Linked DNA regions of Mus musculus: region 1 is linked to region 2. A link is a loop called in an ENCODE intact Hi-C map of the cell type or tissue named here. Cell type or tissue: heart. All regions are shown on one strand. Links, peaks and the distances in the headings refer to the core of each region. The heading gives the core; the rest is flanking DNA. Region 1 overlaps Osbpl8 (oxysterol binding protein-like 8). Region 2 has its middle 26 kb from the start of Gm29916.

Region 1 (5,380 bases), core at 271-5,270, 160 kb before region 2:
CACAGTAAATAAAATTTACATGAAATAAAAATATAACTTCAATCAGGATTCTATCTAAAGACAAACTTTGCAATTTCATGGTAACTGCTGGTATACAACCTTAACATTATACATAAAAACTTAAAAAGAGAGAGAAAACTCAAGAATATATAAAGATGAAAGAGGGCAACGGGCATAGAAAATGGCCAAATTGTAAAATTATACATGTGTGAAAATGTCAACCAATAATAAATAGGATGTAAAAGTAAGACAGCAACTCTGAGAGGCAGGCATTCTTGTGAGATGCCTCAGGAGCAGGGGTGGCCTAAACCAGCTGCACACTGACTGATCCAGCATTTGTCCATCCACCTGCTGCAGGCCGAGGCCAGCCTATACTGTGGTTACTGCAGAGTGCTGCAGTGAACATGGAGGGCCAACTATCTTTTGAATATAAAACTGCCATTTTTAGTATTTACCCAGTATTGGAAATGCCAGATAATACAGTATTTGTATGTCAACATCTCCATCTTTTGAGTCTTTTCAGATAGACTTAAAATTTGATTTGTCCAGGTTCACACATATAGTTCATAATATTCTTAGAAATAAATTTTTTATTGGATATTTTCTTTATTTATACTTAAAAACTGAATTTGTGAATTCCTGTTTTGATGTTCTTCCCATGAAACTCTACTGTGTTCAGTTCTCAGTGCTTGACCAGCGCAATGCAAATGTATACACTCTCCTAACAGAAGGAATGTGAACTCTACTTTATTAAAACCACACTTCTCTGTGGATACAGTGATGTCACATCATTGGGTTAGTGGTGGCACCTATCCTCGGATGGCCGCTTCACCTTTCCAGTTAAAGCATTTTATATGAGCCTCATAAGTCTTTCCCACCACTGTACCTTCAAACATATTCCTTACTCTTGCTTTCTGATTGTAGTCCTTGGAATAGAAAAGACAGAGAAACTAGAACAGGAAGGCGGCTCTAGTTCTAGCTACCACAGTGCACTTACCAGTCTGTCATAACGGTTAGGACAACGAATGATCACAAACATGAACTGCCCTCAGATGCTTTTGGGAGTCAGTTGTGCTTTCTGTGTGCTTTAGCAGCCCCACAGTGGGTCAGTGAGACGCCTCAGCAGAGAGAGGTACTTGCCTCCAATTCTGCTGACTTGTTTGATCTGCAAGACTCACATGCTGTCGAAAGCACTGACCCCACGTGTACACCATGGTACCTGAATGCCCACACAATATATACACGGAAATTCTCTTAAAGGGAGGAAAAAGAAACAAAATATAAACATTACCTTTGGCTTCTTATAAAATCCTGACAAATACCATTTCACGACTTTCTTCAAACGGAAATACGGATTTTCTTCTAGAGCAGCTCTAAAAAACAAAAACGGTAAATATAGTCTTGGGGGTTGCAGGGAGGTTTTCAGTATCTGCAGAGGAGATGCTGAGCTCTGACTGCCCCTCAGCACAGGGAAATGTGTTTTGCAGAATGAGGGGATTTCATTATAGGACACTTATTTCTGTAATTTAGAATCTCCAAATTATATAGCATTAATTTTAGGCCTGTATTTCTTTTTTGAATTTAGTGACTCACTTTGACTACCAGTGTAGGCATTTTGTGTTACATATGTGTACTTTTGCAAACACATTGGAGAATTAATGTTTTCATTTTCAATATTAGTTACAAATCCTGTTTGCATCTTTGAATGTCATTTTATGCCATCACAAATTCTTTCATACTTTCTATGACTATGTTCAAATAAACAGGAAAGCAATCATATTAATTTGCTTCTAGAATACTTCTCCTTGGTGCTACCAAGATGGCTCAGAGCTTAAACTGCTTACTCCTCTGTAAGGCTCAGGTCCATCCATCCCTAGCAGCCTTGTCCAATGGCTCCCAACCGCCCGTAACTTCAACTCCAAAACATCCAAGCCCTCTCCGGCCTCTGCAGACACGCACGCACCTCTCCCCACCCCTCCTACCTGCTACAACAAATAGACACGCAATTTTTAAAAATAAATCTTTTTTAAAATATCTGTGTACCTTACCCCAGTTTTTTCTGATTCTCTGATGTACTACCCAGGGCACTGCTAAAATGTTTTTGGAAATTCCAAAGCAAAGTTCCCAAATGAGGCTCTGTAGAGCCAGGATTAACTAGGACGTCTGCGGTTAAGCGTGATTAGAGAATAAACACATTCTGCTTTTCCAATGGGCTGGACATGTAATCTCTCAGCTCCCTGTTCAGGCCATCTACTGCCCTGCCTCCACAGGATTAGGATTCTCTCAGGAACCATAAACCCAAAACAAAAACCACCCCACACAACGCTTTTTCTTTCATTGAAACAAACAAATACAGCCTTTTGAGATTTGGCATCCTGTGGTGCTTGGTGCCCAGTCAAAGGACTGATTAGGGAAGGCTCGTCCATCACTGCTCACTTGCTTGCATGCAGTCTGACAGTTGGTGTTAAAGAATCAACAGTGCAGAACACTGTTAAGAATTAATAGAGCAGAGGCTGCTGGGAGCCTCTCAGACCCAAGACTGTGATTATATCCCTGCTATAAATATAAAGCTCATGTTTCCACGTGACAAGAGTTAAGATCATTTCAATCACCAGTTTCCTCAACCATCATCCTGCACGCTTCCTGTGTATGTCACCAGCCTGATTTTCCTCTTGAACAAACTACCAGTGTAACATCTACTCTATAGAGAGGAAGTCTGGAGGGACCATGATTCCGCTTCCCTCTCCAGTGACCAACTGACTATTGTAACTCCTACAAAGGAGTGAGTGTGACTGTTCAAAGTGACTTTACAGACAAGTTCTTTTCACTTTTGCTGCTAATGTACCCAATCATTAGGCCCTCATTTATGAAAACATACTCTCCTTCACAAGTGCATCCCACAGTAGAGTCTGACCTTTGAAGATACACTACAAGATGACAGAGTCTAGATCTAGGTTTGCTGACAAACAAAATCATTGAGTATTTCTTTAGTAACAACACACTGATAGTTCTCCTAGTTTCAAAATTCTTATTAGGAAGTTTTATTTAAAACCTTACATTTACACAGTTCAAGAGCCAAAGCACTAAAGAGGCCTGGCTTTGGTTCCTTTCTCGAGATAGGGGGATTTTCTCTTTCCAGAAGACTCTACTTACTCAGACAGGAAATCGGCGTGGTAGTAGTAATCTGAAAGCTTATCCAGGAAAGAGCGGGGCTCCAAAATAAACGTAGGAAGAACCACCCTGGATAGGTCCATGCCGGGACGGACTTGCTTGAGCAGCGTCCAGATAAGGCTTTTGTTTTCTTCAGACACAGTTTCCGTTTGAGAGGCCTCACCTGCCTGTAACAATCAACAGAGCACACTGAAATATTCTATTCCTTAGACACAGACAACACAGACGAGGCAGTGAATGTCAGAAGCATGGCTCTCAGGATCACTCCAGGCATTATGGAATGCGCAAAAGCCGTTAGGTAATAGAATATAGTCTATAAAAGTAAACGCAGGGCTGCAAGAAATATCAAAGTAACAGTGGATATGAAAGAACTAAAGTATTATTGTATTTATTCAGTTAAATCTATTTTTCTATTGAAACAAGGCCTTGCTGTGTAGCCCAGGCTGCCCTTGCTGTGTAGCCCAGGCTGCCTTGAAACCTGCAGACTTAATCCTCACGTGCTGATATTACAGGACTGTGCCACCATGCCCAGCTTTGTAGTTCACTGTTTTACATACATTGAATTCTACGCACTGGTAATAACAAGCAAGTTTTAAATTTATGCTCGTTTGCAATTTACTTTATAGCTGGCAATGACATCAAGCAATATCCTATTTCAAAAACAAACTTGAAAATGTAAACCATAAGAGCACACTGGCCTATGGGTATTTGTTGTTGTTGTTGTCACTGATAAATGCAACTAAATTTCAAAATATACCTTTGAAAAGACATGTGACACAGAATATTCTTTGGGGAAAACAATAGGCCAAGCAAATAATACCTCTCGTTTTGTGTAGGAATTTTCTTGAGTTAGTGAGTCTCTGAGCCACCAGTGCACTCACCTCTCCCAGTTCTTCGTGGCTCTGCTCCATGTAGGTGGTCTCCTTTAAGGGCTCCACAGGCTCAGGGTCGATGTACGAGTCGTCTTGCCTTTCGGACGTGTCTGTGTCGCTCTCCTCGCTCTTCCCCAGCACCTCGTTGTCAGACTCATCGTGCTCCGGGTCGTTCTCCTTGTCAGATTTATCAGAGTACAAATCTTGGTCCTTAAAGTGCTGTCTTTCGATCTCACTGTCATTCAACCTTAGTGATAAGTACAAGGAAGAACAAAGGAGGCGAAGAAGACGAGTTCATAACTGGATAACGTGGCACTTACTGGAAAGGACTATGTGCTATGCACAGCTCTAAAAGCTTTACTGAGTTTCTGTAACCTTTGGAACTCCCATGCTAGGGAACACCCTTCGACTTCCCTTACAGAGCAGTGGACAGAGGCACAGGGACATGGGCAGAGCCTGCAATGACGGACGAGCGAGCGAGCCAGCGAGCGATGACTAACCCAGCTCTTCCCTCTCTCCTCTTGGGGCCAGAATATTCCCAGCGAGATGCAGTCTACGCCTGCTACCCCTGCCCACCTCACGCCTCACAACCACAGTCCTGGAAGCAGGGCCACTGCCACGGTCGGTCTGAAGAAAAACACTAAGTCAGGACTCTCAGGTTCTCAGGGAATTCCGGCTTGTCCCTGTGAAGAGCTCCAAAGTAACCCAAACTAACTGCTAAGAGCGGGATGGAAACGTGCTCCGAGCTATATTTAGCATCTATCTGATAGGCTTCATCAGCAGGGGTAAACTTCCAGGGAACAAGGCAAATAACACTTTCAGCTTAAGGGAATAAATCTGTCGCCCCAAACGAAGCTTTAAATGATAAGAGGAGGAAGGGATTGTTTTCTGTAAAGCAACAAAGAGAGGCCAGCACCTGAAAGAGATGTGTGCACTGCACTGCAGCTTTGCCAGAGAAATATTGTTAGTATTAGCTACAGTGACTACTTCAACAGGTAAAACCATGAGCCAGATAAAGTTACCACTCAAAATGCTTCCTTCCACAGGACCTAGAGAGGCTCAGTGGTTAAGAGAACTGGCCAATCTTCCAGAGGGCCCAGGTTCAATTCCCAGCACCCAAATCATATGCAACTCCTGTTGCAGGGGCCTGACACCCTCTTCTAGCCTCTGAAGGCACTGTGGGAATATGGAGCACAGACACGCATGCAAACAGGCAAACCACACCCATACACACTAAAAAAATATATAAAAATGCTTCACAAATGGCAGACAAAGCCCAGTGCCGTTACAAAGCAGCTAAGAGCAGGACAGCAGAAGGGAAGAGCGATCTCGTTATT
Region 2 (5,380 bases), core at 222-5,221:
CCTTTTTCCACCTACTAATGTAGGCCTCCAGCAAAAGGGATGGCCCAGATTAACGGTGTGTACCACCACACCTGGACATTTTCTTTACTTGGAACTTGCTCTGTCCCAGAACGGTCTTGAACTCAGAGATCTTTTTGCCTCTGTCTCTGGGATTAAAGGCCAGTACCTCCTTTTCCTGGGCCTAAATTTTTCATGGCTACTATGTCTCAAGATCTGGATCGAAAGCCTGTGTCTTCCAGCCTCAAGATCTCAAACACGGGTGTGCCCTCCGTTTCTGGATTGTAATTCATTCCAGATGTAGTCAAGTTGACAACCAGGAATAGCCATCACACTTGGTAACTTTTTTTTTTTCTTTTTTTCTTTTAGATAGCTCACATTGTCCAAGCTAGCCTTGAGCTACCTATGCAAATAACAATGACCTCAAATTTGTTATCCTTTGTCTCCTCCTCCAGAATGCTGGGATTACAGGTGTGCCAGCCACCGTGCCTAGCAGCTTATACAGTGGCAGGGGTCACACCAGGGTTTCATGTATGTTAGGCTAGCACTGTATCAGCCGGACAACCATTTCCCAGCATCTCTTACTGGCCTGGAACTCACCGTGTAGACCAGCCTGGCCTCGAATCTGTGGCTCCCAAGACTTGGGATTACAGGTGTGAGCCACCATCCTATGTCCAATATTGTCTGTCTCCTTTGCCTCCGAGTCCCATTTCTGACAGCACAACACTCTCCCTTCGTTCCATTTGCACAATTATAGAACATTATCACCCTGGCCAGCGAAGGCAATAAAGGGACCTTTTAGAGTCAGCACTGAAACCGCTCTCTCTATCACACACCTCAGCAGACATGAAACAGACCCCGTCATTCCCGTTTTAGAAAGAGAACAGCTGCATTTTCTTTGGCCAGAGAGCTTATGGAACCCATGAGGTCTGAAAAGCCTGTTTCCGAAAATGGCCCACTGGAGGACGGAATACAAAGACCTAATTCAATAGCTGGTGGCTTGGTGCTTTTCCTTTTGTGTTAATAAAAGATCTGGATTTTTGAAACATGAATTATCTCCGGTTTATAGCTTAGGTCCCTTTGAGGAGATAAAGCCAGACACCAGGATGCGCTGATCACACTGCCCTCAAGAGCATCAGAGAGGCGCTCTCTGAGTGGCCAGACACATACAGGGAGAATTTCCGCAGACCAGCTGTGTCTCAGGGTACACGGCTCTCCAAAATGTACATACAGAATTTTCAGAGTTTTGGACCTACTTTGGGCAATATAATATAACCAGAGGTATAATCGCACCGCTGAGCAGATATTCACCATCACCAGAGATACAAACGCAGTATTGCTAACACGCTTCTACAACCTCACAAGTATGAGACATCGTGTGTTTGTGTGTGTGTGTGTGTGTGTGTGTGCGCGCGCGCGCGCACATGTCACAGTGCATGCGTGAAGGTCAGAAGTCACCTGAGTGTCACTTCTCTCCTTCCATCAATGGATGTTAGGGATCAAACTCAGGCTACGAAGCTTGGTAGAAAGGTCCTTCCCTTACTGAGCCATCCTGCTAGCCTGACATCTTGCTTTTATGAAATAGTTCTAGTGACGAATGAAGGTGATTCTTTTCCTCTGGTATCCTCCCACTAAAAAACAAAAATACAGACCCCCCCCCCCAATTTTTTTTCTTAAGAGGGTCCTTTATTCTCCAAATTTGGAAATATGCCCTTAAATAAAATGAATTGAGCTTTCTAAATGCTTTTTAAAAAAGATTTATTTATTTATTTTTATGTATATGAGTATACTGTAGCTATACAGATGGTTGTGAGCTATCATGACGTTGCTGGGAATTGAACTCAGGACCTCTGCTCGCTCCAGCCCTGTTTGCTCTGGCCCCAAGATCTATTTATTATTAGATGTAAGTATACTGTTGCTGTCTTTAGACACACCAGAAGAGGGTGTCAGATCTCATTACAGATGGATGTCAGTCACCATGTGGTTGCTGGCATTTGAATTCAGGACCTTTGGAAGAACAGTCAGTGCTCTTAACCGCTGAGCTATTTTTCTAGTCCAGAGCTTTCTAAATTGTTGTTGTCTTTTTTTTTTTTTTAATTCAACTGGCAGATGCCAGAGAGAAAAGAAGCTGGGCATGGTGGCTCATGCCCTTAATCCTCGCGCTTGGGAACCAGAGGCAGGTGGATCTCTGTGAGTTTGAAGGCAGTCTAGTCTATGTAGTAAGTTCTAGACCAGTTGAGGCTACGTAGTGAGATTCTGTCTTAAAACAATAACCAACTGAAGGAAGTAGAGGAGTGTAGAGGTAAAGGAAGAAGAAGAGAAGGAGGGGGAGGGGAAGGGTAGAGAGAGGAGAGACTCAGGGAAGGCTCCCACGTATCACCAGCTGGCCTCAAACTCATTATGTAAGCAAAGATGACCTTAAAAATCTGATCATGCTGCCTCTACCTCCCCAGGGGTGCGTTTACCGGTATACACTGACATGGACTCTGTTTTAGGGCTGCTGGGTATTGAGCCCAAGGCTTCAAGCATGCTCAGCGAGCATTCTACCAACTGACCTACACCCCTACCCTGTGTTTATGTATTTATGTATTTAGTGTGTGCATGCATGGCTGAGAGTGTGGGCGCATGCGTGCCACGGTGCACACGGGGACTTGGTCAGAGGGCATGTTTGAGGAACTGTTTGTCGTCCCTTTTGTTTTGAGGCTGGTCTCTCCTGTTTCTGTTGCTGTGCTGTGTATTTCAGGATAGCCAGGGAGCTTGCGGGTGGTTCTTCGGACTCCACCTCCCACCTCCTGTCTTGTCCTAGAAGAGATGGGATTGCAGGTATATCGCATCCTGCCTTGCTCTTAAAGTGAGGTCCAGGGGTCAGGTTTTTGGGCGTGTGAGCCAGCACTTTTTACCCACGGAGCCATCTCCCTGACCCTTAAAAGCTGAATACGGTGACAATATGCTAATAACAAAGATACTGAGAAGATTCGGACGGCGTAATTTGGTACCAATGTTTCTGGCCCTTCAACAAAACATACATAGTTTTCTCCACGACTGTCCACTAGGTGGCAGACCTTCCGCGGCAGCCTCAATAATTAGCAAAAATTCCCTTTATTGGATGGTGCTGAACATCCTTGAAGATGCTTAAATAGACACACACAAAGAGAGGGGCGGGGGAGCATCATCCGCTTCCTTTTCTTCTTCGGCACTCATCTTTTTGTGGGGTCTCAAGGGCTCTGCCTTGCTGTTTCATTCATGGAGAGACTTTCGTTTTGGAAGGGGGTTGGGAGGTGGAGGTGGGGATAGCTTTTTAGCTTTTTTTGTTTTTGGTTTTTTTTTTTTTTTTTTTTTTTTTTTTTTTTTTTTTTTTTTTTTTTTTTTTGGTTTTTCGAGACAGGGTTTCTCTGTGTGTAGCCCTGGCTGTCCTGGCACTCACTTTGTAGACCAAGCTGGCCTCGAACTCAGAAATCCGCCTGCCTCTGCCTCCTGAGTGCTGGGATTAAAGGCGTGCGCCACCACGCCCGGCGCTTTTTAGCTTTTTGAGACAAGGGTTTTTGTTTGTTTGTTTTTGTTTTTGTTTTTTATAGCCCCAGCTGCCCTAGAACTTGCTTTGTAGACCAGGCTAGCCTCGAAAAACACACATCGGGTACATTTTATCCCCATTTAAAGACTTCAACTATCTCCCTTTCATCTAGAACAGTGGTTCTCAACCTATGGGTTGAAACCCTTTTGGGGGTCAAATGACCCTTTACAGGGGTCGTGTTTACATTATGATTTATAATGGTAGCAAAATTACAGTTATAAAGTAGCAACAAAAATAATTTCATGGTTGGAGGAACTGTATTAAAGGGTCATGACGTTAGGAAGGCTGAGAACCGCTGATGTAGCAGAAGATAGAGCATCTTTAAAGTGGTCTTCCCATCTGGGCAACCTCACTTCCTCTGACATTCCCCACCCTTACTGAGAGCTCCAGCTAGTCACGTGGGCATCAGTCCCTGAGACTCAGGGTCTAGCCCAGTAACCGAAAGGTATTCAAACCCTTTCTATTGATCGCAAAACCAGTTTCTAAAACTGAAAAACTCAATTTAAGAAATTTCTGATGGCCCCAAGAGATGTTTTTATTTAACTCAAGTAACAGTTTTATTTATGGTTACTAGACTTTAGAATGAGCAGAACAAGGCAAGGCGGGATACCATCCCGCTGTCTCCAGCTGCTCACCAATGAAGAAATTCTCAGCAGGAAATAAGTTGTGGGCTTAGTGAGCGTCCTCTGGTTCACAGCTGGTGTGCCATTTACCACCACCCTCCCTTGACACAAAATCTACCTCCTCTCTCAGGGACTTCCTACGCGCTTGTATCTTTGGTAGGAAGAGATGGCTCAGCAGTTGCACTTGCTACCGTTTCAAGACCCAACTTTGGTTTCTGGAACGCCTTATAGCAGCTCAGTTCCCAGAGATTGGATGCCCTCTTCTGGCCTCCTTGGGCACTGCATGAATGTGGCACATGAAATACACTAGGCATTCACACACACACACACACACCAAAATAAATAAGTATTTTTAAAAGACATTTTAAAAGGTGTAAAGATCCCTCAAGAGAGCCGAATGTGGTGGCACATGCTGATACTCCGAGCACTCAGTATGCTAAAGCAGGGAAGTCATGAGTTCGAGGCTACCCTGGGCTGGTGTTCTCCCATCCCCACTAATGTTTTTGTTTGTCTGTTGAGAATTTTATACAGTATATTTTGGTTATTTTTTTTCCTCTTGTTCACCTCTTCCCAGATTCTCCTTCCCCTCCCTACTCACCCAGCGTTCTCTCTTCAGTGCTCTCTGTCTCTGTATGTCTGTCTGTCTCTCTGTATCAGAGAGAGAGAAAAAAAAAGAGAAAGGAGAGAAAGAGAAAGATTGATTCTCTGTGTAGCCCTGGCTGTCCTAGAACTCACTCTCTAGACCAGCCTGACCTTGAACTCAGGGATCCACCTGCCCTGCCTCCTGAGTGCTGGGATTAAAGTCTTGCCAGCACCACCCAGCTCCATCTATTGGTTAATTCCAGGGTGTACCTTACTGACCACCTCAGATATCAGTCACACACATGAGGTGCACATGGTAAACAAAACACTCAAAGATATCAAATAATTCATCTAAAATCACATTGTGTGTGTGTGTGTGTGTGTGTGTGTAGCAATAAGGATTCCTATGCACTCCTGGGACCACAACCTCTGTGTGTCATAATAAATAGTTCCTTGGAGTTTTAGTCACTAGCTTGGCTGACTTTGCCATCACAACATTGTTTGAGGGTTGGTGCTGCAGGGGCGGGTGTGGGGGGGGGGCAGGGAGGAGAGAAATTCTCTACTTTCTCTGACCCGTGAAAACCCTCTTTGGACCTTGGACTAAACT

Evidence for each region. A loop is a pair of places that touch in the nucleus more often than their neighbours do. Peaks named below come from ENCODE experiments on the same cell type or tissue, not always from the same donor. Only the 100,000 strongest peaks of a DNase experiment are listed, where the experiment ranks them.
Region 1: it touches region 2 in a loop (2.4-fold over the local background); 4 of 42 quality-filtered maps call a loop at or near these places.

Annotation. Positions count from the first base shown.
Region 1 is chr10:111,270,984-111,276,363 of GRCm38, reverse strand. Osbpl8 (oxysterol binding protein-like 8) reads right to left here. Exons shown (of 24, transcript NM_175489.3): 11 at 4,053-4,290; 12 at 3,154-3,338; 13 at 1,292-1,373. Among named protein-coding and RNA genes, the nearest start is that of Bbs10, 25 kb to the left of the region's middle. In heart, for the core only: no CTCF peak of the experiment used is centred there; a DNase peak (open chromatin) is centred at 3,273; H3K4me3 peaks cover 877 bases; H3K27ac peaks cover 1,280 bases.
Region 2 is chr10:111,106,632-111,112,011 of GRCm38, reverse strand. No RefSeq gene overlaps it. Among named protein-coding and RNA genes, the nearest start is that of Gm29916, 26 kb to the right of the region's middle. In heart, for the core only: CTCF peaks have their summits at 3,048 (motif pointing right) and 4,455 (motif pointing left); no DNase peak of the experiment used is centred there; H3K27ac peaks cover 1,021 bases.